Linked DNA regions of Mus musculus: regions 2, 3, 4 and 5 are each linked to region 1. Evidence: chromatin loops called from intact Hi-C (ENCODE). Cell type or tissue: heart. All regions are shown on one strand. Region 1 has its middle 15 kb from the start of Gm32640. Region 2 holds the start of Iqgap2 (IQ motif containing GTPase activating protein 2). Region 3 overlaps Iqgap2 (IQ motif containing GTPase activating protein 2). Region 4 overlaps Iqgap2 (IQ motif containing GTPase activating protein 2). Region 5 holds the start of F2r (coagulation factor II (thrombin) receptor).

Region 1 (5,000 bases):
CACCTTGTAATGGCGTATGTGGCTTCCCACAGCACAGGACTCACCAGAACCAAGTTCTCAGTGCAAAGGAGGTTTATTTGCCTCCAGAGGGGAACGGGCAGGGATAAGAGACAAAGACAGGAGACAGAGGGTAAGGGAGAAGAAAAACGGGCTAAGGGAGAGAGGGGAAGGAATATTTGCTCCTGAGGAACAAAGAAGTGCCTCTGGATAGAGGGAGACAGACATGGCCCACAGGCAAATGGGGAAAGCCTTGGTTAGGATGAAGTGTTAAATTTTGATTGGGAAAATTAATTAGGTAAGCCAAAGGGGCCTTCTGATTGCTGGACTTAAGTACTTTGATAGCTGGACCTTGGTGGTCAGCCTCAGGAGGAAGAAGTGATCAAATAAGGGACTGGACCTTGGTGGCTCAGTTTAGGAGTGTAATCTAACGATCTTTAGCAAGGGGGGTGGGAGGGGTAAAAGGCAAATTCCATCAGCGCCATGTTAGCCATACTCAGGTATGGGAAAGCACTTCAACAACAACCTGTAGTCCTACCTACTTAGGGGCTTAAAGCAGTGTATAATCTGAGACTCCTGTCCCAGCCTCCCTAGTGTTAGGATCATGGACATGGCTGCTATGCCCACCCCCCCTCCTAGGTTTGTCTTATCTCTCGGGTCCAGGAGTTAAAGGGCAGCCTGAGCAGCTTGCAGGACCTCATTTCAAAGAAAATAAAAAAAAAAGAAGTTAAAGTATATGATTTACAATTATGAAATTGGGCATTCAAAATAATTAGAACGGATACGGCTATCAACATTAGGGGCAGTGAGTTGACATTGGTCTAGGTGAGCTGACTCCTAGTTCTTCATTATTAGACGTCAATAGAGATTTCTGGAGCTGAGAACCATGATATGGACACTGGTACATCTAGATACAAAAAACCAGGTATCATTGGAAATATAGAGCTAAGGAAAAACAAACAAACAAACAAACCTAGGAGGGGGGATGGGCATGGCAGCCATGTCCATGATCCTAATACTAGGGAGGCTGGGACAGGAGTCTCAGATTATACACTAAATGCAGCAGACCTATAATTAGGTTAGCAGAGATGCTGGCCCCACCAGGTCTTGTGCACACCGGGAATCTGTCTTAGCTAAACCCTGTGCACAGGAAGAATGTCTAAAGTTTCTCCTTCTCTGTAACCTTTCACTTTCCTGGTCTGAAAGTTCTTCCTCTCGATTGTCACACGTTTCTTTAGCCATAACATGCACATCATATTCACAGCCAAAGAAAGCCTTAGTACTTTTGGGGGGAATGGAGAATCCAGAGTCACCAAGGCCCCCAATCAACTGCCAGGGTGTCCTTGTTCTTGCTTGTTCTTCCATTTCCTGGGTTCTGCCCCGTGCCCACACCATAGCTTTATTTTTTTTTTAAAGTGTGTGTGTGTGCTTGTGCGTGCATGCATGCGTGCGTGTATGTGTGTGCCACTTATATGAGTTTGGTTTTGAAGACCAGAAGAGGGATCCTGGAGAGCTGCCTGTTTGTGTTCTAAGAACCAAACACAGGTGCCCTAAAAGAGCAACAAGCACTCTTAACTGCTTAGCTATCTCCAGACTCAACAGGATAGGCTTTCAAACCACAAGAATTCTTCAAGCTATCTTGCAAACCTCTAACATCCCACTTTAAAGGATACAGGGTATAAAAAGAAAAAGCATGGTGAGGAGCCCCCCATCTTAACAGACCAACTTTGGTGAGGCCAAGGAATGAACTCAGAGTCGCACACACGCCTAGAAAGTTCTTTGCCACGGAGTTCCCTAGAGGTGAACTTTGCTTTTAGCTCTCTGTTGTTTGTTTTGGTTTGGGTTTTTTGTTTTTTTGTTTGTTTTCTGACTTTCATTTGTTTTAAAGTAAGAAAGGCAGGCATAGTGGTTCATGCTCATCATCACATTACTTAGGAACTGAGGTAGGGAGATTCGCCTGTATCTGTCTGCGCCCATCCTGATCTACATAACGACAAAAGGAGACTCTGCCATCAAGCAAACAAGGTAACAACAACAAAAGTGACCATAGGAGGGGAAAGTTGAGAATCATTGATCTTAGCAGGGAAGGTTTTCACTCTTTCTCCTGCCTGGCTTTGCTCCACCGCGATCTAAACCAATGCAGAGACTGGAGGAGTTACATTGTTACTCCTCTGACACATCTTCTCAGTAGCATTCATTCACTCCAACAGTCCTGCTGTCTCTTATACCTAAGCAGCAGGACCAGGCTTCTAAACAGGGCTAAAAGTCTCAAGAACTCCCTGGTAGTTCTGCTCTGCTATCAGGACACGTTTCCTTTTAGTTCATAACTTCTCCCCTCTCGGGGCTCCAGTGGAGCAGAGCATAGCACCTTGTGGTCCGGGGTTTGATCCCTAGCACTCCAACCCCAAACGAGCCTCTGAGTTTCCACAAATATTTAGAACATCTTTTCTCAACCTCCCCCCCCAACTGTTTTTCTTTTTGTACCCACATCCATGGATCATGTAGATTTTTTAAAACCATCAGTGTGTAACAGCTGAATGGCAGGTGTGTCTCAACAAGGGTTCTGACATGCCAGGTGGTCTCTGAAGAAAGGTATGGTTAAGAGATGACTATCATCGTTTCCTTTAAGTACAGTAGTTAGTTTAGCTCCATTGATTATAGCTTTCTGCTTATTTGATTTCACAGCAGTTTTTAAAATCATTCCACAAGGATAGTGTACCTCTCGAGCTAGCTGTTCAATGGAAATAAAATTCAATGTTGCTTTCAAGTCCTTAGAGCATCTCATAGGGAAATAGTGGCATTGTGAAGTTCTGAGTGTACCCCAAAACCACAGGTGCCTATGTGGCCATGGCATTACACCTATAACTCTCCCCACCTCCCGGTATACCCAACTCTGCAGAACTCTGCACTGGCAAACAGCAAAACAGTCCTCTTCTGCCACCTACTGTCCTTTTCGAAAATTACACCTTCTTGGACACCGTTCCTGGGTGAGGCAAACCAAACCAACCAAACAAAACCTCTGGGCCTTAAATGGCATACATCAAAGTAGCTAAGTGGGTGAACAGGAACTATGATGTCCAAAACTTATATAACAGTTTTTTGGGTACTTAAATGAGTGCTTGATCAGATGGGTTATGCACATCATTAGTAATGTTCTTTCTACTGACACTTTAACCTCTATAGAACATCCTCATTTTCATGGAGACTGAAGTGTCCAGTGGTGAAATGTCACAGTTCTTCAGTGGCTCTCTGTCAGTTCCTGTTCTCCAGATCTCACTGTGGTCTGCCGTGTCATTTCGACTTCGTTACATATCTGAAATTTGTGCATAATTTTGAAGGAGAGCTAAGAATGTCAATAATGTGTTCTGCTCCAAGTTACCAGATGAGATAGCAAAAGAAGAAAATTTCATGAATGAAGGGCGACTCTCACAAATCCACAGAGGAAAGACTGACTCAATGGTGGAGCTGGAATTTCTCCTACAATCTACTCTCGTGTGCCAGAACTGTCAGCGTGTGGTTCAGAGGCAGTCTGCCAGTCTGGTGCAGCACATTCCATGGTGCTGTTTGCAGTTAGACAGCACCGAGTGACAGCTGAGACAGGGAGATGGATTTGACATATCCATGGCAACGCCTTGGAGGAGCACACGCCCCATGACTCTTCCCTCTGCTGCTGGCCAGCATCGGGTTCACAGAGTGAGCCTCTCTCCTGCATTGGATTGTCAGAACACCTCTTGGGAAGTCAAAATACAGAAACTCTAGGCTACATTTCCTTTTTCCCTGTTTGGGTGCCAGGCTCACAGGATACGGACATGCCGCTCAGGGGAGACAAAATGTAGCCTAAGATAGGGGCCTCAGCCCATGTTTCTCCGGGTGAGAAACTGTGTGGGCTGGGATGGAGGCTGTGGTTCTCAAACTCCTGGGCAATGCCACTGGGAATCGAGGAGCTGAGAATGGGGGCCTGTGGGCCTGAGATGAGCCCAGAACGGGGCAGGGGATATGGGGGAGCCATCCAGCTTAGTGCAGGGTGAGTGCCAGGAGTGCACAGAGGCTTAAGTTCTGCAGGAGACTTAGGCACAGCTCTGTATGAAGAAGGCCTCCCGCCATGGTCGTCTTTAATGAGAGAGACAGTCCTTGCTTGTCCAAACTGTTTATCCAGGGAAATGGGTGCATAGGACTTACTCAGGGTGGGCCAGAGATTAAATACCTTTTGCAGGAAGGAATGTCCCTGGAAGGGAAGTTTATTGGCTAAACCCTTGGCGCCCATCTAGATATCTCATTAGCATGGAGAACTCTGTGTTTCTATACTACTGTGACTAGTTATTATGGTCCTCTTAGTGGGGTGTTGTGGTCACATGCTCTAGGACAGGAACCTGGTCTGGAGCTAGTGAACTCCTGCCTTTCTCCATGAAGAGTTCAGGGTTCTGAACTTTTGCTACCACCTTACCACTTCTTCTGTGGTGGCACAGCAGGTCTGAATTCTGGAAAAGGTCCTGGCTATCCTCAGTACATTCAGACTGCCCTGTGACCTAGACTCTTGCTTCTGAGTACTTTTCCTAGAGCATTTACCAGACAGGAGGAACAAAGCACTGTTGCTGATGGGTCAGGACTAAGCTACTATCTCTGAAAGAGAAGGAAACAGGGGCTATGAGCGGTTAAGAGCATTGGTTGCTCTTCCAGAGGTCCTGAGTTCAATTCCTAGCAACCACGTGGTAGCTCACGACCATCTGTAATGGGATCTGATGCCCTCTTCTGGCCTGCAGATGAATATACAGCAGAGCAATACACACACACACACACACACACACACACACACACACACACAAAATTCTGTCAGATACTGTGAAATACTATGCAGAGCACAATGACTAGGATTTGAACAATCGATGGTGATACGTGGGTGTCTCTAAGGGGCAGAAAATAGGAGTGAGTGGTGAAAAGGGCCTGGAGCAAACAGGGTAAGAGCAAACTCTCCATCAAAGAGCCCTTTACCAAATGGATTTCCT
Region 2 (5,000 bases), 330 kb before region 1:
ATCTTCCCACTTACATCTTTGTGTTTATGCAAACATAGAGGATAGATTTCACTCTATCCAGCCCACCTATGACTTGTTAGCATTGAAGGACCTTCAGCCTGTCTGCAAGAAAGCATCATGCTTCCTGAGGTCAACTTCATAGAAGCTCTTCTTTCCTAACGTCTTCTATAGCCCCTTCCATCCAACATCAGCATCTCCACCTTGTTTGCTCTAATACATTTTGTAATCTGGCCAGAACTCACCTTTTCTCAAGTCCAGAACATTCTGCGATTCTTATGCTCAAAACCAAGAAGTCATGGGTGGTTGTTGTAGCCCTCATATGCAAGCCCAGCTCCTGGGAGATTGAGGCTGTGGGGTCACAAGTAGGGCAAGATCCTGTCTCAAAAATAAACAAACAACAAAACCACCCTAGAACGCCTTTAAGGGCTCTCAAATGTCCCTTAATTGTCATAATCGACCACTTGGTCTGACATTCAGAAAGTGCTCTGCTGCTTAGTAATAGGTTCCCAGCCCAAGCTCAGGTTCCAGCTCATGGCTCCCATCCTTGCCTGTCTCTTAGGATAGGATGTTCTCCACCCAACTCTTGCCTATTTTCAAACTCCACCTGACACCACACTTTGAAATCATACCACCTTCTCAGGCCATTGTGGTTTACAGCGATTTCCTCCCACCTCTCCTCACATAGACCATCTACTTCTTGAGGCCCTGCATCCTGGTGTTCATCCTGAGAACTGATGTGTGAGGAGTTCATCTTTGATGCACAGAATACGCAGTGCGTTTTAGAGTCCAACATGGCGTCTCTGAGACATGGAAGAAGCCTGGCTGACAGGCTGGTCACAGGATGAGTATTGCTGACCTGTGGCCATAGCATTAGAAGCATCTACTTTTGTGGGGAGGAAAATCCCTTTCATCCCATTCCAACAGGGTGAGAATCCAATGTCTCTAGGGGTGGGGGTGGGGAATCCTCTCGCTCTCATCTGATGAGACTTCCCTCTTCCTGTGCACCTAACTCATAGGCTGGCACAACTTCAGCTTCACTGACCACTTGTGAGAAACGCAAGTTCATGAGCCTCAACTCAGACCAACGGAACTGGAGGCGGGGCGGGGTCCAAGAGTCTGAATTTCAAGTTTCAAGAGTTCATTGTGTCTCCCAGAAAGCAGCTGGCTGCTCTCTGTAGATTTGCTTAATTAAAGGTGACTAGTGTCGCTAGACCACCTTTCTTCGGCTAAATCATCTCTTATGACCCTCTCTTTTGATGATTTTTTTTCAGTCATGTGATCACCCACATGCCCCACGTTTGTGAAAAAGCAGTGGCCCATGTTTGGGGGGGGGGGGCTCCCACATTCCTCCAGGCTCCAAGCAACCGCATGAAAACCGTGCTTTTAAAACAGCTACTTGTGGTTTCTGTCTCAAAAGCTGAGCCGGAAAGGGGTTTGTGGTTGTGCGACCCCGGCTGGGCCTGAGCGACAGTTTTGCACATTGGGGGCGGGCTGGCAGAGGGGTGGGCGGATGACTGGCAGTTGTGTTCTGAGTGTTGTTTGGAGGCTGTTAATCTTGCTCCTGCAGCCCGCGCACGAGCTCACCCTTACCGTTTCTTGTCAAGAAAGGGGAATCCTGTGTCTCGTAAGCCAAAAGTCATAAACAACTTTCGTTTATACCCCTAAATGCGAGAAGCAGGCGCTCGCGGGGCTCGGGGGTGGGGTGGGGAGGTGAGTGTGTGAGGGTTGTCCCCGTGCAATCTCTCTAGAGGAAAAGGAACTGCAATGTTTGTCTCTCAGTCACTGAGCAACACCCAGGCGAACTGGGTGCCTGTGGTCTGCTGTGGTTTTTCTTGCTCTTCCCTGCGCTGGTTCACTTCCACCCTCCGGATGCTCCAAGTCGCCCTCCATCTGTGCGCTGGGCTCCAGCTGCAGGGGTCCAGGGTGCCTCTCAGCCCCTTCCTCTCGCGGGAGGCGGGTCCTCGCAACCGGGCGCTGCGCTGTGCGGCCAGTAGGGGTCGCTGCACGGCGGCGCGCTCCCACCGCGGTGAATAACGGGGCCGGGCGGGAGGAGAAAGGAAACCTGCTGGGGGAGGCGGTACGGCCCGCGGGCGGGCGGGCGGGCGGGCGGGCGAACGAGCGAGCGAGCGAGGGAGGAGATAGTTCACTTTTGCCCCGGTGTCAGCGAGACGCGGCCGCCGCAGGCGCGAGTGAAGGAGCACCGAGGGAGCGGAGCGGTCAGCTCCGAGAAGCCGGGCGAGGGCAGCCCAGAGGTGGGATCGGAGCGCGCCCGCCGGGCGCGGAGCCCGCGAGCCTGGCCAGCGAGGGAAACCACGGGGGGCGCTCCCCGGGAGGGCCCCCAGAGCAGCGCAGGATGCCGCACGAAGAGCTGCCGTCGTTGCAACGGCCCCGCTACGGCTGTGAGTGTTCGGGCTCCCGTTGATCTCGGGGCGCCCCTCTCCCTGGGACGGCGTTGGGGAGGCCGAGGGGCTTGAGGGCGCGCTGCGGAGGGCAGCGGCTGGCAAAGTTGAGAATTGGAATTGCAAAGGAGCAGGGCGCGGATTTCCAAGCCCCTTTCTTCCAAATTCCTAATTGCAGCTTCCAGCTAAGTCCCTCCACCTCGCAAGCCTCAGCAGCTCTGGTGCAGATCAGGTTGTGGTTTAGGGGTATCAGGTGAGGAGCCCGCCTTGCTTTGGGCGCTGCCGGCTCGAGCCAGAGGGTGGCGTAGGGGATCCGATGCTTCCCACCCAAAAGGGGCGGAAAGTTTGTTTGCTGTCGCTACAGGTGGGCAGCGCAGCTCCTGTGCCCGCGCGCTCTGCGAGAGGTGAAGGCACTTTCCTGGAAGGGCAGGCTTCTCCTACTAGTCTCTTTTGGGCCTCACCTGAGCAGCTAGAGCCACTTAGGCCCCACAGGTGTGAGGCCCTTCCAGCCAAGGCCTCCAGGGACACGTACCGCCCCCAGCCACTTTCCCGGTGGCTCTCCCCGCCCCCGATCTCCTGCGCGGGAGGATTTCTGTAAGGACAGACTCTGAGCCGGTCTGATTGAAAGTGACGGTGTCGGTTACCCAGCCCCGGGCTGCCGGCGGCGGAAAGAGGTGGCTTTGACTAACAAGAGGGAGCCAGATTATCGCCAACCACGTGGCCCCTTGTGCAGAGTTCAGAGTCCTAAATATGCGCTAGGAAGTATTTCCTTTAAAACAAACAGAACGCTGGCTTCTTCTCCCGGGTTGGCCCTGTCGACAAACGCATGGCCACGAACCATGGGTTAATCTTTTGCTTGGACTGGTCTTGTTAGACGCAGTACCAGGTTTAGGTTAAGGTGGTGACAACTGCAACAGAGTTAGTGTGTTCATGTGGTTTGTGGTGTTTGGTAGGAGCACGGATGAAATTTTTGGAAGAGGGTCGCCAACTTCCCTAAGTCAGTCAGTCAGTCTCTCTCTCTCTCTCTCTCTCTCTCTCTCTCTCTCTCTCTCTCTCTCTCTCACACACACACACACACACACACACACACACACACACACACACACACACACACACACACACACACACATCCCAGTCTTGGAAGGGACTGTCAGAGGTGAGAGGTTTGTTTTTTCCTTGTGACAGCAAGGAGCCAGCTGCAGTTTCTGTAAAGTGAGAAAATGCATTCAGCCACCCAGCATTTTGCTTGCAGCCTGCCCAGTTTGCAGTGGATAAACCACTCAGAGAGCTCCTGGGGCTGGAGGAGGAGCCCTGTGCTCATCTGGTGCTTGCAGTGTCAACCTCAGGTCTTTGGGAGTCCTTTCCTGTGACAAGCTCTTGGGACAGAGGGTGACTTCACCGTGTTGCGCTGTTAAGATGACTAAAAGATCTGTAACTAGGCGAGCACACATTACAAGATGGTTTGACATCACACGGTCTGCGTTATCCCCGTTTTATGCACAATGTGAAGGGGATGAATGTGGATCAGGAATGCAGCATTTCCATTAGCCCCTGCATGGGCATCTGATATGATGCCTGATTTTTATTGAACCAGCCTGTCTCTGCAGCGTGCCTTAGAAGACTAATCAAGGAGGCATTGATTTGGCAAGCCTGACGCCTGCTCTGCTGAATGAGCCACATTCCTGAGAAATCTTCCTCTAAGTTTCTGCGCTGATCTGGAGTGGCAGGGCGGGGTGCTGTTGTTGGAGTCACTTAGCTTCCTTGGGCTTAGCCAATCCCGTTCTCCATTGATTCAACACGGTTAAAATGGGGAATATGTGCTTATGTGTTATCCATACTGGAATATATGGATATGTGAAATATGAAACGTTTAATATTATAGCTGGCTATTACCGTTTAAATGAACATTTTAATAATACTTTTGATACCGCGTTCATATCGAGAATATGTGTACAGCGAGTTTTTTTTTTTAAAAAGCTATCTAGAGCTGGTAAGATGGCTCAGCCAGTGCAGATGCTGCTGCCAAGCCTGACAACCTGAGTTCAACTCCAAGGCCCCACATGGCGGATGGAGAGAGCTGACTCCTCGAGGTTATCATCCGACCTCCACAGGTCCACACATACACACAGGACGTCTAGCAGAACACACCTTGATCTTAATAGACACTACCAAGTTCTTTAACTATATGAGTTGCTGGTTTTTTGGGGCGCTTTGTCAGGAAGGACGACAGGGTTGTCCTCACCTTGTATTATAGGGCATGCCTTTTTTTTTTTTTTTTTTTTTTTTTGGCCTGGTTACTGGTTTGCTAAGCAGGTGAGTTCAGGAAACTTCCAGCGTTAACTCTCCCAAGTTTTCCAGACTGTTGTAAACTCTGTTGGAATAACAACCTTCTAGTGGTTTGGATTAAGCTGTTTTACTTGTTTCAAGTGTGGACTTTTCTGCTTTCTACCCACTTGAACTGTTTTTATAGTCAGTAATTCTTACACAGTGCAACTAAACTAACCTGCCCGGGGTCTCCTAACTCCCCTTCAGGGTAAGCATCTGTAAAAAAACAAAAAAACAAAACAAAACAAAAACAAAAACAAAAACAAAAAACAAAAA
Region 3 (5,000 bases), 160 kb before region 1:
GTGAGTGCCTATAGAGGTCTAAGGTGTTAGCCTGGAGCTAGAGTCACAGTTATAAGTTTCCTAGCAGTTCTGAGATTTGAACTCAGGACCTCTAGAAGAGCAGAAAGAATTCTTAACTGCTGAGCCATCTCTCCAGTCCCTGGATTAGAGGATTTGTTGGTTTATTCTTATGTTCCAAGACCTCCCTCACTTTAACACACATTTTCTACCTAGAAACAAATACTTTATACTAAAAGGAAAAAAAAAAACAGATTTTTTTTTAAGCAACATACTTGTCCTTTTTCTCCTCCTCCACTTCTCCTAGATTTGAAGCTCAGACACTCAAGTCTAGCTCTGCCATGAGTCAGTGTCATCCAAACAGCAGCCAAGTCTTCTCTTCCTGCCTTCCTGTCCTTTTGTCTTAACCTACTGGACAGGGGTGACTAGTGCATTAGAAGAGAGAGAGGGGAAGTACTTAAGCATTGGCTGTAACCTTGTAGCCAGTCACAGTGCATCAGGTGGCAAATGTATGGTCAATCTGTGTCATTAGATAAAATGCGCCTTTGCTTGCTACACTTTCTTGTTTGCTATAAAACACAAAACGTGCATTATCATGCTGAAATCAGTTTGTTTTAAGATTTTCTGTGGTGATCCAGAAAGCTATAATGTATATATTAATATAAATATACTTTGTATGGACAATATTCTAAATACATCGTGATATATTCAGTTTTTAAAGTAAATCTTTTAAAGTTGCCTCCCTTCAATATAACAAAAGAACTATCCCTTTTGAAACTGATTAAAATCATATAAAATGAAAGCTAACGCATTTATGAATAATCCAAATAGATTCATGAATATGTAAATTTGGAGGTACTTCCTTGTGTTACGCCCACCCCCCAAAAAACTAGTTTCACCTTAAATTGCATCAAATATCTAAACCTTATAGCACATTTTAAAGTTTCTACCCAATTTGTAACAGCAAAATTAGCTTTTGGGGGCTAGAGTCAACTTCCTCAGCTTAAAGATTGTATTTGTTTTTCCAGGTTTATAACATTTAGTTAGGTAAAGCCCTTCTTTCCTGGACCCGGTTTCCAGTCATTTACTGTACTGAGATCTTAACTGGACCTCTCAGCCTGTTTTGTCTAACCACTGGCTTAATTGCCAGGTTGGATGGAGCCTGGTAGGCAGGCGGCACCTCTGGGAGCCGCGGTGGGATACATATTTGTGACATTGTAACTGTGGGTTATACATAACACAGCCCCCAAAACAATAATCTAAGGGAACCTAGGAGCCATTTACGTGGCTTTCCTGAAAGCCAATGAAGAGCAGGTGGGCATGCTCATTGTCATATGCATCCCGTGTCCAAAGCACATCTGTGCCGTGCATGCGATGCCGGGAGCTCACTCTACCCTGTGTTTGCCAACAGAACTACTTGGCCCACGAGGAGCTCCTGATTGCCGTGGAAATGTTGTCTGCCGTTGCTCTGCTAAACCAGGCCTTGGAGAGCAGTGACCTCGTGGCTGTGCAGAACCAACTCAGAAGCCCCACCATAGGCTTCAACAATCTGGATGAGGCACACGTGGACCGGTAAGGAGCACTTCCCGGATGCTCTTTCAGGGTGGAAAAAAAAAGTGCTTGGCAGATCCCCCCACCCCCACCCCCAAGTGGAAAAGTCCACATGTCCTGCTTGCATTTTCTCAAGAGCGGTCTGCTCTGCCACAGGGGCTTCTTTATCCTCCTCTCCTAGAGACAAAATTGTCATCTTGTATTAACAACTGACTTTATTCCAAGTTGATACCTAGAGGAGCTGTGAAAATACATCAACCAAAGAGTACACATGGTGGGACTCGTGACTCCAGCTGCATATGTAGCAGAGGATGGCCTAGTCAGTCATCAATGGGAGGAGAAGCCCTTGGTCCTGTGAAGGCTCTAAGCCCCAGTGTAGGGGAATGCCAGGGCCAGGAAGCAGGAGTGGGTGGGTTGGTGAACAAGGGGAAGAGAGGAGGGGATAGGGGATTTTCGGAGGGGAAACCAGGAAAGGGGTTAACATTTGAAATGTAAATAAATAAAATATCTAATTTTAAAAAAAGAAAGAAAGGAAAGGGAAAAGAAAATACACCTTCCTGAATAGGGGAAGGATCGCTGCCCCACAAGGGATAGGAACTCTACAGGAAGACTAACAGTCAACTAACCTGGACCCACTGGGCTCTCAGAGTCTGAACATCCAACCAAAGAACATACATGGGCTGGACCTAGGCCTCCCTGAACATATGTAGCTTGGTCTTCAAGTGGATCCAGAGCAACTGGCATGGAGGGCTATCCCAAAAGCTGTCCCCTGTGTGTGGAATATGTTCTACTAGCTGAGCTGCCTTGTGTGGCCTCAATGGGAGAAGCACCGAGTCTCCCAGAGACTTAAAGTGCCAAGCTGGGAAGGGAAGATATCCAGGAGGGCCCACCTGCTCAGAGGAGAGGGGGAGGGTGGAGGAGAGAAGAATTGTAGGAGGGGGTGACTAGGAGGGGGCAGTGAGTGAGATGTAAAGTGAATAAGTAAAAAAATTAAATTTTTAAAAAAGAAGAAAAAAGTACACCTTCCTTCCAGCTTCTTTAGGAAAGTTAGAAGTAGCTGTATATACAATGTATCCATTCTATTGACAAGGAAACTTCTAAGGTTATGAACCTTAAGTGGAGCCCCAAACTCTCTCCAGTGGTTGTTGGCCTAAAAGAGCCTTGTAAGCCCTTTCGTTTTGGGGTCCCCGATAGCTGCATTTGCTAGTCAGGCGGACGACTTCAGTGGATCTACAGAGAGTGCTAAGGCTGGAATTAAAAGACAAATGAGAGGTTTGTTCTTTCTCTTTGCTTCTGGATTCTGAGGGCAGGGCCTTAGCACACTTGCAAAGCACTCAGCCCTGGAATGAGAGAGAGATCAGATAGGAAAAAGGAAAGGAGATGAGTGGCCCCTAAATTGCTGTGACCACCAGGGGGAGATGTCTACCCAGATCCTGATGAAAATTTAGCCAGTGATTCTAAACTGGCTCCAGATGGAGAGCTAGAGCTGCATCACGCGCAATTGCAAAGGAAACTGAAAGAGTTCTTAGATTCTGAGGAAATGGTGACAGGTCACTTGAGCATGCACAAAATGGCAGAAAAGAAGCGTCTTCCTGAAGACGCTTCCCTCCTCCTGATCTCTATGAACAAAACCCCTTGCTCTCTCAGGCAGTGACTCCTCCCTCCACTCCTGTCAATCACAGCACCCCTTGCTCTCTCAGGCAGTGACTCCTCCCTCCACTGCTCCTGTCAATCACAGCAGACGCTGCTCCAAGCTTAGAAATCTGTCTGATGTCAAGTTTTCTTCTGCCCCTGGCCAGCACCTTCTGTGCCCAGCTGATCTCTGTGTCCAGTCCTCAGCTAAAGGCTCCCTCTCCAGGGACCACCGTCATAGCAGTGTCTCTCCCTTTGTGCAGTAGCAGTGTCCATGATGAAGCTCCCACCTCTTTCTTCTCCTCCTCAGGTCGCCAGTCACACTTATCTAACCAACTTCTGAGCCCTCCTGATGCTGGAGTATGAGTCACAGCTGCTCGCTCCTTGGAGAGTTACATGTAACCGTGACTCTTAGCAAAGCAATTGTCAAACATACCGGGCCACCTGCCCTCTGACTGACAGTACTTCTCCCATCCAGTACTCTAGCCGTCCACTCTGTTGATCAAAATTGCCCCCATCTACAAATACCACTTAAGGAAAGGGACTCGCTCCATTCGAGAGCCACATTGCCTGCACGAGCCAAGTTCATGATATAATAATAACTTAAGGACAGGGGTCACCCTGGCATAGTGGCACACACCTGTGATTCCAACATGAAGGCACAGAGGCAGGAAGATGAATTCAGAATTCTCCTTGACTATATAGCAAGTTTGAGGCCAGCTCAGGCTACATGAGACTATTTCAATATGAAAATATTACATATATCTGTATGAGTATGTGTGTGTATATATATGTATAATTTATACAATTACACACACACACACACACACCACCACCACCACCACCACTACCATCACCACTACCAACATTAACAACAATAACAGCAAAGAAGAACAGTCTTGTTTTAGTGCATAGTTGAACCCCTCTGGTCCAAATCCAAGTGGCATCATGGTTTTAGACTTCTATGGGATATATAACAGAGGGGCCAGCAGGCCCAGTGTTGTTAGTGCTGGCCTGGCTGAAGCATATATATATATATATATATATATATATATATATATATAAATGTATATTTATGTGTGTGTGTGTAGTGTGTGTGTATTATATATATATATATATACATATATGTATGTATGTATATGTATATATTATATAGGCTGAAGCATATATATATATATATATATTATAACACACACACACACACACACTGCAGCGATGACTTTGTACTGAAGAGCCTTCACTTGAGGGGACTGTGAAGTCCTATGGGCTCCTTCCTAAAACTTCCCTTTGGCTCAATGGCACACATTTCTAAGGGGATCCTGGGTGTTGTCTATTCCAGTCCTTAAGGATTCCTACAGAGCCATCACTTATATTTTTATTAAGTCTACAAGAGGCCCCGAAAGGCTTTGTACATTCTTAAAGAATGGCCTTGGTCTCTGAGGAAGGCTAGCCAGTACAGATCTCCAGGAGTCCCTGCTGTTGGTTTCATCTGTGCTACTTGTTAGATGTCAGTAACATAACTTCTTTGTGACTTTGTGAGGCAAAATTCTCAAGCACAATCCCTGGCCCATTTCGGCCTACTTTGGCCTACTTTGGGTTGGCCTCCATTGGTGTCCATCATTCGTCATCACTGCTTCCTGTTTTGCAGAACTTTTTTTCTTCTTAAGCTACATTGTATAAAAGACACCTCAGTGTCACTGGTAGCATGAAGAACTTTGGGGACTTTTGTCGCCTCCAGGGAAACACTTAGGCTCGTTGCAGTATTCTTTTTAGCTTCCTTTGCTCACAGGCATCAGGGGCTACAGACAGAAGCCACAGGT
Region 4 (5,000 bases), 100 kb before region 1:
AAGCCATTCAAAATTTCTACCTTCAAGATCATTCAATCATCCTACAAGAGCAGAACCTCTGTCATCCACCAGAAACCACAATGAATTAGTCAAGGAATTAGTAACTTTTCTTTCTGCTTTTGAAAATTTAGTTTTGGGGACAGGTTCCTCTTGGCTCACAGTTTGCGGGTACAGTCCATCGAGGCCATGACAGCTGCCGGGTGGGGCTGAGGCAGCAGGAGTGTGTGGCAGCTGCTCACTGCCTCCACATGCCGGAAGCAGAGAGGGGGAACGTGGGTGCTGGTCCGCTGGCCCCATTTTCTATTTTATTTCCTTTGAGGCCCCAGCCTCTGGGCTGGTGCCATCACACTGAAGATGGATCTTCCCTCCTTGTCTACATCTCCCTGCAAACACCCTCATTGACATGCCAGAGGAGTCCCCCTAGGCTGCCCCGAAGATTAACTACTTCAACCATGAATTCAGCCTGACGTCTATACTATGTAACCACTAAAAGGTGTCCTGGAAGACTAGGGACAAGGCGATGGCTTACAGTAGAACAGCAGAAAAGACACTACCTGAATAATATGACTTCTATCAGCAAAGGGAACTTTGTGAAGAAATTCAGGAAAAGAAAACTTTGACATGCTCCCTGAACAACAAGAACAAAATTAACGTTGAGCGTCTGTGCTTCTTAGCCATGTGTGTATCTTACATCTTATGCAGGAAGTGCCAGCTCTAGTCCTTTTTGTGCATTTCAGTTCTGAGTCTTTCTAGTTTTTGGTTGCAAGAGCATCTAAGCCGGGCGGTGGTGGCACACGCCTTTAATCCCAGCACTCGGGAGGCAGAGGCAGGTGGATTTCTGAGTTCCAGGCCAGCCAGGGATACACAGAGAAACCCTGTCTTGAAAAGAAAAGAAAAAGGAAAGGAAAAAGAAAAAGAAGAAGAAAGAAAAGGAAAAAGAAAAAGAGCATGTTTCTCTAATCTGCAGGCATTTTCTCTCATCCTGGAAAGTCATGAAACTTTTTAGCTTTGATGATGGCTGATTTTGTTGTTCCTTTTGTAACTTATATTGTATTATAGTGGAGAATCCGTTGTTCAGTCCAAAGTCAAAATTGCTGGCTAGTTTTCCTTTCTCGGGGTTGGTCATTTCTGCTCCTGTGTGTGTTTCTGTTTTGAGGTTCTTGTGCTGTGAGGTAGGGGGTCTGACTCTTTCCTGGAGGATGTAAGTATCTAGCTGTTCCACCATCATGTTTTTAAAAAGAGTACTCTTTCTTCATTTAATTTTCTGATGCCTGCATTAAATCCTGAGAGCAAACAAGTACAGCTTTGGATAAAGCCTATGGCAAAGCCTGAACTCATCTACCAGGGGCACTTCTTCAATTTAATTTAATTTCAAGGTCCCCTCTTCCTTTGTTTCCAGGGGAAGGAAACAGAAAATGCACGTTGTGGTGGGTCTTGGTTTGGTTTTTATTGCTGTGAAGAGACGCCATGACTAAGGCAACTCTTATTTTAAAGAAAAAGAAATTTTTTTTTAATTGGGCTGGCTTACAGTTTCAGAGGTCCAGTCCATTTCATCATGGCAGAAAGCATGGCAGCATGCAGGCAGACGTGGTGCTGGAGGAGCCGAGAGTTCTACATCTTGATCCACTGGCAACAGAAAAATGTGTTCCACACTGGGCAGGGCTTGAGTATATGAGACCTCATTGCCCACTCCCACAGTGACACACTTCCTCCAGCAAGACTACACTGACTCCAAGAAGGCCACACCTCCTAATAGTGCCATTCCCTATGGGCCAAGCATTCAAACACTTGAGGTCTATGGGGGCCATCCTATTCAAACCCAAGGAGGTTGTGGGGGGGAGAGGCAGAGACAGAGACAGAATGTGTGTGTGTGTGTGTGTGTGTGTGTGTGTGTGTGTGTGTGTGTGTGTGTGTGTGTGTGTAGGAAAATGATAAAGTGTACCAAGGTAAAAATAACGATGTCATAAAATTCTTCACAGGATGTAATCTCACACAGAAAAAAGCTGAATAAGAAAAAAGGTGGTGAAATAGAAATACTGAATAACACTGACAACAAGGGAATTAAAAGCTTGAGTAAGGAGAGACGGAAAACACTGGAGACCTACCAGCAACTGTTCTACCTCCTCCAGGTGAGCGAGCTTCTCCTCCACTCTGGCTTGTGGATAAACAACAAGCTTCCCACTATGGATCCTCGCCCATGCTCCAGCCAACAGCTTAGTTACATGCTCTATGTGAACATCATAATAACAGCTTTGTATAACATTTATAATAATAGCTTAGGAAATGCTTTACTAAGTACTAACCGTTAACGTTAGGTGCTTTATGTAGAGTAACTCATTGAATTCTTGACCTAGCCCTGAGCATCAGGATAAGGAATGGCATTCTTCCCATACTGCAGATGAAAAACCTCAGACCCAACCAATAAACAGTAGGCAGCATGCAGGCAGTTAGCCTTCAGGCTCGCTCCCTTCACAACTGCACTGTACCTCAGTGATGTGCAGAAGCAACGTGAAGTTCATCATGATGACCTCAGCATGCCATTAAAGGTTTCATGTCAACCGATGACAAAACTAGTCACTAGAAAAGCAAATCTGTGCCAGGGACAGACCTCCTCCTTTGGGAGCCAGAGCCAGAGAGGTGGGACTATTTTGACGTCATTATTTTCATGGCATTATTTTCTGAGCCGAATGAGTCATAATTTGACATGGCATCCAGGGTACCGGATTATGGTTGGACTTTGATGGGCTGGCTATTGGTTTGTTCCCTGTTGACAATCTGATTACACACTGAGGGACCTGGGCAAGTACAAGCCATTAGCAGCAGACTCCACACCAGCAGGAAAACCACCCACCCTCAAAGAGGTGGGCCAGTAGTAGTTCATTGTGTGGCTCCAGGCCTGCAGGTGCCTGAACCTTTGTTGTTCCCTGGATCGGATACTTAGAAGAACTCACTGCATGCAAGAGCCCCACGGAAAGTACTAAATAACAGATTGGAGAATGACTTCAAATGGATATATGTGCCTCTGATGGCCACTATGTGGCAGCATAGGAGGAAAAATATCCGTGCTTTTACCTTTGCCTGTGCAATTCACTCCTGACCTGCAACCTTTCCCTAAAGGAAGAGCCCCTCCCCACTCCCCGCTCCCTGCTCCCCGCCCCCTGCCCCCCCCCCGCCCCCACCGCCACCTCCACTGTGGCCACCTTAAGCAGAGATGCTTTGCTTATCCAATTTAGAGTAGTGGTCAAGCCGTGGCTGAGTGTTTAAGTCGGAGGAACTCCTCAGCTGCTTGTAGTCCAGGCCTTTACCTCTCCTTGAGTCCAAGGCCAGTGATGAAATGGTAGGAAAGAAAATGGCCTGGATTCCTGTCGCCCTATGATCACACGTTAGTCGGGACTCTTCTCCACAGCTGTCCAGCCAGGAGAGGACGTGCTTAGGTCTGTGTCTCTAGCACGAGCTACACGGGGAAATAAATTCTTTTAAAACCATGATACCTACATTTAGTTATCAGTAGAAAAGAGGCTAGCAGTCTAGGAAAACATTGTCCTGGGCTGGAGAGATGGCTCAGTGGCCAAGAGCACTGCAGATGACCCAGGTTTGGCTCCCAGCATCCACTTGAGTTGGCGTCTGTAATTCTAGTTCTGGGGTATGTGTAACTCCAGTTCTGGGGTATCTGACACCCTCTCGTGGTCTCCAACACCTGCACATAAAGTGCACATGCAGGCAAGCAGACGCACACATTTAAAAAAAAAGTTTTTAAATTAAAAAGAAAATAGAGTCCAGGGTATTTTATGCACAGAACTTTATCCCAACACTCTGATCTCAAAACTAGAGTAGCAACAGAAACCAGGATCTGGTTTTTCTTGGAAACCTTCAGGCCACGCAGCTAGGGCATCCTGAGTGAGTCTTAGCTGCCAAGCATACTAACATTGACCATTGTCTTTTCTCACGAGCAGTGAGAAGAAGAGTGGCCCATCTTTCTGTGTGAATTCCTCTCTCTCTGTATACACTATATTTTCTCCTTTAACTTTGGTCCAGCCGGCAAAGCTGCCAGAGGAAGACGCTTAGACCAAAGGCTGGCTCTAATTTCACTCTCTTCTCTGGAACTCTGTTGTCTTTAAATTCCTGTCAATTTCTTGAACTCCTTTTATTCTTGGGGGGGGGGGCTGGGGGCAGGTGGGTCCTTGTTTTGACTCATGTTCTTTCTGGAATTTCTCTTGTTGGCTATTCTGACCCCACCCCCACCCTCCCCAGCCTTATTCTTTCTCCCTCTTTGGAGAATGTCATGGCGGGCTGGCTCACTGTCTCCATGTGTAAGCAGGGCCTTTTCTTTCTCCTTCTAGGCACAGATGGTGTGTATTTCCTTCTGTTTACCTGTCAATCTTTCTAGGCCAGCTTGGCTACTTCAGTCTGTTCCTTTCTCCTCAGTTCAGATTCTATGGGCCCACCTCCTCTTCTGTGTCTCTCTAATAAACATTATATGTCGTTAAAAGTACAAAAATGTATAAAAGACGACTATAGCAAACAAACCATGTAATAAGCAGCACTAACATGTTATAATGTTTCAATGTAGCTTCCTAAACTGTCATTGTATAATATTAGCTGATCTCTGCCAGAGGCTGTGTGCTAGGACCCATCTGTTCCTCACGACACATTCAGTCACGGGAGAGCCGAGAATCAGATGCCACGCTCTGCTTTCGTAGACATCAGCCTCTAGCTGACGGCTCCCACCTTCTCTTGTAGACCAAACCTTCATACCTGGCTAAGCTGATTTTCCAGATGCCACAGAACAAGTCGACGAAATTCATGGACACGGTTATCTTCACTCTATACAATTACGCCTCTAACCAGAGGGAAGAATACCTGTTGCTCAAGCTCTTCAAAACTGCGCTGGAGGAAGAAATCAAGTAGGTATAAAGCCCACGAGAAAGCACCAAGGCAGGTGCTCATGATAGCGGTGGGCTAGCTCAGGCTGACACACATAACTTTAAGAATTCCATTCA
Region 5 (5,000 bases), 54 kb before region 1:
GTTTTAATGCCATTTTAGGGAGGATGCTGAAAACTGACTCCAGGGGCTGGATAGACAGCTCGGGGGTTAAGAGCACTTGTTGCTCTTCGCAGAGGGCCTTGTTCAGTTCCCAATACCCACACAGTGGTTCACAACCATTTATAATTCCAGTTCCAGGGAATCCAGTGCCCTCTTCTGAACTCTGTGGTCACTAGGCATGCACGTGGTACAAACACATGCAAGGCAAAACACATTTAAAAAGCTTTTAAAGTTTTTCAAACTTACTCCACTCTAACCCAGGGTTTTAGGAATGAATGATTTTATTCAGTGTATCCACACGATATACACTACACCCTTGTTAATAATCATTTCAGTATGACGGTGTCTGTCCCAGTATCTCAGCTTCTGTGACTAATAAGCAACATTATATTCAGCAATGAACCGGAAGCACAAAAGAGTGATGCACAGAGGGTATCCTGACATGTGAAAGAACAGATTAACTCTGATGCTAAGGAGCAATGCGGCACGAGTTACAGGTAGAAAGCCCCCTGCAGACAGGGTTTAGCATCTCTAGCTTTCAGGCTTCAGAGTCTAGAAACATCTCTGTGGATGAAAAAAAAAAAAAGGTCTATGCTTTGTATCTTTGAACTGTCAAAAAAACTTGTCATGTGTTTTATCACTTTTATTTAAAATTCCAGTGTCCTTTTTTTCAAACTTTTTTTTGGGGGGTGGCGTTGAGATAGGGTTTCTCTGTGTATCCCTGGCTGTCCTGGAACTCACTCTGTAGACCAGGCTGGCCTCGAACTCAGAAATCCTCCTGCCTCTGCCTCCCAGGTGCTGGGATTAAAGGCGTGTGCCACCACTGCCTGGCTCAAACATTTTTTTTTTAAAGATCTTATTTTATAGATGTGAGTACACTGTCACCACCTTTAGATACTCCAGAAGAGGGCATCTGATCCCATTACAGATGGTTGTGAGCCAACCATGTGGTTGCTGGGATTTGAACTCAGGACCCTTGGAAGGGCAGTCAGTGCCCTTAACCACTGAGCCATCTCGCCAGCCCTGATTCTAGTGTCTTTACAATCAACTGAAGCATCTCTTACAAGCGTATTCCTTGGGTTAATTGCAGCAATTTTCTTTTTCTTGCCTGTGGTCCATAAAAGCGATGAACCTAAAACCCCCACAGCATTTCAGAGAGGTGAGAAAACGATACCATGTTATTATTGTGTGCAGACATGTGCTAATTGTCCCCACTTACCCTAAAATATGCTTTCTCAAAAGATTCCAGTGGGAAGGATTTTACATGGCATTGTCTAGCTGGGTGATTGCACAACTGACAGAGCAACTTAGGAAGATTGTGAGGCAGCTCTGAGGGTAAGGGGAGGAGATGGCCTCTGATCTTGTTTTCTGCATTGATCCAAATGTTGGGATTCCGCATTTTCTTAATTAGTGATTGATGGGGAAAGGTCCAGCCCATTGTAGGTGGTACTATCCCTGGGCTAATGGTCCTGAGCTCTGTAAGAAAGCAGGCTGAGCAAGCGTGAACAGCAAGCCAGTAAGCGGCACCCCTCCATGGCCTCTGCTTCAGCTCCTGCCTCCAGGGTCCTGCCTTGTTTTGAGTTCCTGTCCTGACTTCCTTTACCGATGAACACTTATATGGAAATATAATCCAAATAAACCCTTTCCTCTCCAACCTGCCTTTTTGTCGTGGTGTTTCATGGCAGCAATAGAAACCCTAAGACAATCACAGCACTTCAGAGCGCTAAGCTGTGAGCTGGCTCTTTCAGAAACTGGGTAGAGGACCAGGATTAATTTCCGGGGTGTCTTCCTCACTAGACTCTTTCTAAACAAAATAAGCTGGGGCTCCCTCTCGCTAGGCCTCAGCCATGACCCCCCCCCTTCTTTTGATATCTAACGCTGAAATGTAGTCAAGCACAAACCATAAGGACCTGGGAAGGACCCTTTAAAATTCCTCAGTGCTACCCCTCCTCTTCCCACCCAACATCTTTCTGGTGAGAAAGCCCTGGGCGTTGGGGCCTGTGGCTGAGGCTCTGGCTTGGGTCACCAGGGGAGGCAGAGTTCGGTAAGCAAGAGCTTGGTGAATCAGCGCCTGGATACCTGGTCCACTTCCACTCGTGTGTGGAAGATCAAAGGCTCAACGTGATCCATCTAAGCTCGCAAAATAAAAGAATTTCGAGAAATGTCAAGCACTCTGTCCACATATCTGGGGACACCCTTGTCACTGCAGGGGGGCGGGGGGGACGGGGGGACGGGGGACGGGGGACGGGGACGGACGGACAGAAGTCAGTAGCCAACTTTTAGCTAAACTCCAAACTTGTGTGCAGCCAGACGCCGGGGAGGAGAAGAGACTTGGAGCACCACCACGGGACTGTCCCCGTCTAGCTTCGCTTCCCTTGCTCCACGTCCCAGGAGAGTCATTGAAGCGGCCGCAGGCGCTCTCCGAAGACCCCGAGGGGCTGAGTCACTCCCAGGCTTGCAGCTCAACCACACCGGGTGGGACAAGGGGAGACTGGGGAGGAGCGAGCATCTGGTGCGGTCTGCCGCTTGGGTTCCGGAGCGAGGGGCTGCGGGCACGAGCGGAGACTGCGGGCACGCGCACAGCCCGCGGAGCCCCGCCCCACGCCCCTGAACCGCCTCCAAATACTCACCCAGGGGCCGCGCAGTCGCCTCTAGTCACCCGCAGGCTCCGACCGAGCTACTCAGAAAGAAGTAGGCGACGGCGGGCGCCGGGCCGCGCGGGCAGCCTTGGGACAATGGGGCCCCGGCGCTTGCTGATCGTCGCCCTCGGCCTCAGCCTGTGCGGTCCCTTGCTGTCTTCCCGCGTCCCTATGAGCCAGCCAGGTAAGAGCTGCGGGTGGGTGAGCATGGGGGAAGCTATCAGAAGTTTTAGGTTGCGCCAGCTCCGTGAGGGGGTGCTCCTGGCTGCAACCCTGCCTCAGTTTCCCCCAGGAGCCAAACAGTCATTTGGGCCGAGATCTAGAGGTTCCCCTAGTCACATCCATGTGGGGCGCACCATATCCTCCCCACTCCCCGCACGGCCGATGCTCTTTTGGACTCGGTTTTGGAGGGTGCAGTCCGCGGGCCACCGGGTGTTGGATCCGGAGAGGGGCCCGAGGGTCCGCGGAACGGTCTCCACAGTCGCTTTAATTGTCATTGTGTGGCCTGTTTTACAAGACCACCTTCAGAAAGAAAGGGTCTTGTGATTCTGGGCTTTCGGTGTGCAGTGGAACCACTCTCCTCAAGTTTTTGCTTTGATGGAAACTCGTTTTCTCGTTTGATTTACAAGGAGGGAAAAGCGATGTGAAAGAAAAAATTCACAGTCACACAATAAAGACCGGACAGCCCCCAGCTTGGCCTGGTACCCAGGAGGTGATGAAGGTTTCTGGTTGCAGGGAGTGGAGTAGGTCTTTGTTATCGGAAACCTGTTTCTCTGCATGGAGAAAAGGGACCCCTCTTCAGAATCAGGCGCACCTAGAAATTATCTAGTCTTAGTTTTTTTCAATGGAATTTCTCATCTGCCGCAAGGACATTCGTTACTTACAGTGTATTTTTAAATATCTGCCAGTTTGACCAAATAAATTAGTTTGGTCGACTTATTTCGTCAAATATTTTCTCTTTTCTCCAAAGCAGAGGCGTAGCCTGTAAAGTTCCCAATTGTTTCGACTTTCTTAGTAGGGACACCTTTAGCCGTTCCTTTCACGCTGAAGAAAATCTAGTGGGTTTTCTTCAGTTTTTGTTATCTCTGAAAGAATGTGCACTTCGGTGCTCCCACATGTAAGGATTAGGAGGTGACAAAGAGTGGGGTGTTTCCTGTTGTCTGTCTTTCTTCAGTGTGAGCTTGAGTGGTGCTCATGGGAAAACTCAGAGCCCCACAGAGGGCCCCCACGCCGAGCAGCAGCTAACCAGCCTGCCTGTGTTTGGGTAGCCGACCTTAGACCTTAATCATCAGCAGCCGTGAGGGGGAGGACGATCCAAAGTGTACATGGAGGTGCGAGCTCACATAACTTTAGGTTACTTCCTCGCTTTTATTTTGGGACAGGCCTTTTAAAATATAGACTATGAGATGTGGCCAGCACAGATCATAGGTATGATAAGGAGACATTTATCCCCTTTCTCTGATTCTAAAAATAAGGCCCAGAGAGATTGAGTGGCCTGCCTTGAGGGGGGGGGGGAGTTATAGGAGTGGTCCCCCTACATTGGGTACAGACAATAAGTGAACTCACAAACTCAGCCAAAAACAAATCTGCTTCTCCTTACCGCTGCATAAAGAGAGAATGGCTGTGGGTAACTGTGGCCAAGTGCCTTGGGATTTCAGAGACGGCCATCCTTATCTCTAGGCCAAGCCCAGTCCCTTGGCAAGAAGCAAGAGGTCCCTGTACAAGACGGGCCCCAGCCTTGCTCTACTTCCCCTGACATATTCCTCACTTCACCCAGTCTCTAATCGCTCCTCAAGAATGTTGCCCGCTCTGGGTTCTTCTCCCATGTCACTCCAGACCAGCCGGCTTTTCTCAACTTCGCATGTCCTCTTAACCGTGAACCGTGAACCGCTACTCTGTAGGAACCTCCCGCCCTAGCTGCTCCTGCCTGGGTCTGTCATGTGAACTTGCTCTTTTTAAAGCCCAGGACTTGCTTCTTTTCCAAAAATCTTCCTCCCATTCACCTTCCTCCCCACCCCGGGCCTCTTCGGTTCCTGCTGCCCTGGTGAACTGGAGCTTAGCTGGGTTCTAAGCAAAAGGACCGCAAAATAATGGGGTTCACCAGAAACCTGGGTGTCTGATGTTGCTACTCTCTTCGTTTGGAGCTCACATCTCTTTTGTTCCTTAGTAACTCTCTTTTATTCAGTTTTTTACTTCCTCTTGCTAGAACTGACAGAATAAATGGCTTTCCCTATAAGCCAGGTGTTTTTCCAGGATTCACTGCTCCCCACGTCCTGCCTTGCTGTAGTTCTCTACTAAACCCAGTAGAGTTAACAAGTTCATGGCTGGAGGAGGGGTTATGTG

Evidence for each region. Hi-C counts contacts between places; a loop is a spot of excess contacts. Peaks named below come from ENCODE experiments on the same cell type or tissue, not always from the same donor. Only the 100,000 strongest peaks of a DNase experiment are listed, where the experiment ranks them.
Region 2: it touches region 1 in a loop (8-fold over the local background); 10 of 42 quality-filtered maps call a loop at or near these places.
Region 3: a loop joins it to region 1, with 9 times the contacts of the local background. A loop is called at or near these places in 38 of 42 quality-filtered maps.
Region 4: it touches region 1 in a loop (5-fold over the local background); 26 of 42 quality-filtered maps call a loop at or near these places.
Region 5: it touches region 1 in a loop (2.4-fold over the local background); 3 of 42 quality-filtered maps call a loop at or near these places.

Annotation. Positions count from the first base shown.
Region 1 is chr13:95,561,814-95,566,813 of GRCm38, reverse strand. No RefSeq gene overlaps it. Among named protein-coding and RNA genes, the nearest start is that of Gm32640, 15 kb to the right of the region's middle. In heart, a CTCF peak has its summit at 2,947 (motif pointing left); a DNase peak (open chromatin) is centred at 2,933.
Region 2 is chr13:95,889,063-95,894,062 of GRCm38, reverse strand. Iqgap2 (IQ motif containing GTPase activating protein 2) reads left to right here and starts at 2,141. Exons shown (of 36, transcript NM_027711.1): 1 at 2,141-2,399. The coding sequence starts at 2,354. In heart, CTCF peaks have their summits at 1,978 (motif pointing right) and 2,695; DNase peaks (open chromatin) are centred at 1,912, 2,792 and 2,962; H3K4me3 peaks cover 3,181 bases; H3K27ac peaks cover 2,312 bases; H3K27me3 peaks cover 349 bases.
Region 3 is chr13:95,718,082-95,723,081 of GRCm38, reverse strand. It overlaps Iqgap2 (IQ motif containing GTPase activating protein 2), which reads left to right. Exons shown (of 36, transcript NM_027711.1): 11 at 1,409-1,569. The region is part of intron 1 of Gm52062 (a long non-coding RNA gene); the gene reads right to left. Among named protein-coding and RNA genes, the nearest start is that of Gm52062, 14 kb to the right of the region's middle. In heart, a CTCF peak has its summit at 2,951 (motif pointing right); no DNase peak of the experiment used is centred here; H3K4me3 peaks cover 636 bases; H3K27ac peaks cover 891 bases.
Region 4 is chr13:95,665,497-95,670,496 of GRCm38, reverse strand. It overlaps Iqgap2 (IQ motif containing GTPase activating protein 2), which reads left to right. Exons shown (of 36, transcript NM_027711.1): 22 at 1,980-2,129; 23 at 4,741-4,904. Among named protein-coding and RNA genes, the nearest start is that of Gm33074, 4.1 kb to the left of the region's middle. In heart, a CTCF peak has its summit at 3,012; no DNase peak of the experiment used is centred here; H3K27ac peaks cover 1,151 bases.
Region 5 is chr13:95,616,128-95,621,127 of GRCm38, reverse strand. F2r (coagulation factor II (thrombin) receptor) reads left to right here and starts at 2,662. Exons shown (of 2, transcript NM_010169.4): 1 at 2,662-2,841. The coding sequence starts at 2,754. In heart, no CTCF peak of the experiment used is centred here; DNase peaks (open chromatin) are centred at 2,607 and 4,463; H3K4me3 peaks cover 3,141 bases; H3K27ac peaks cover 3,632 bases.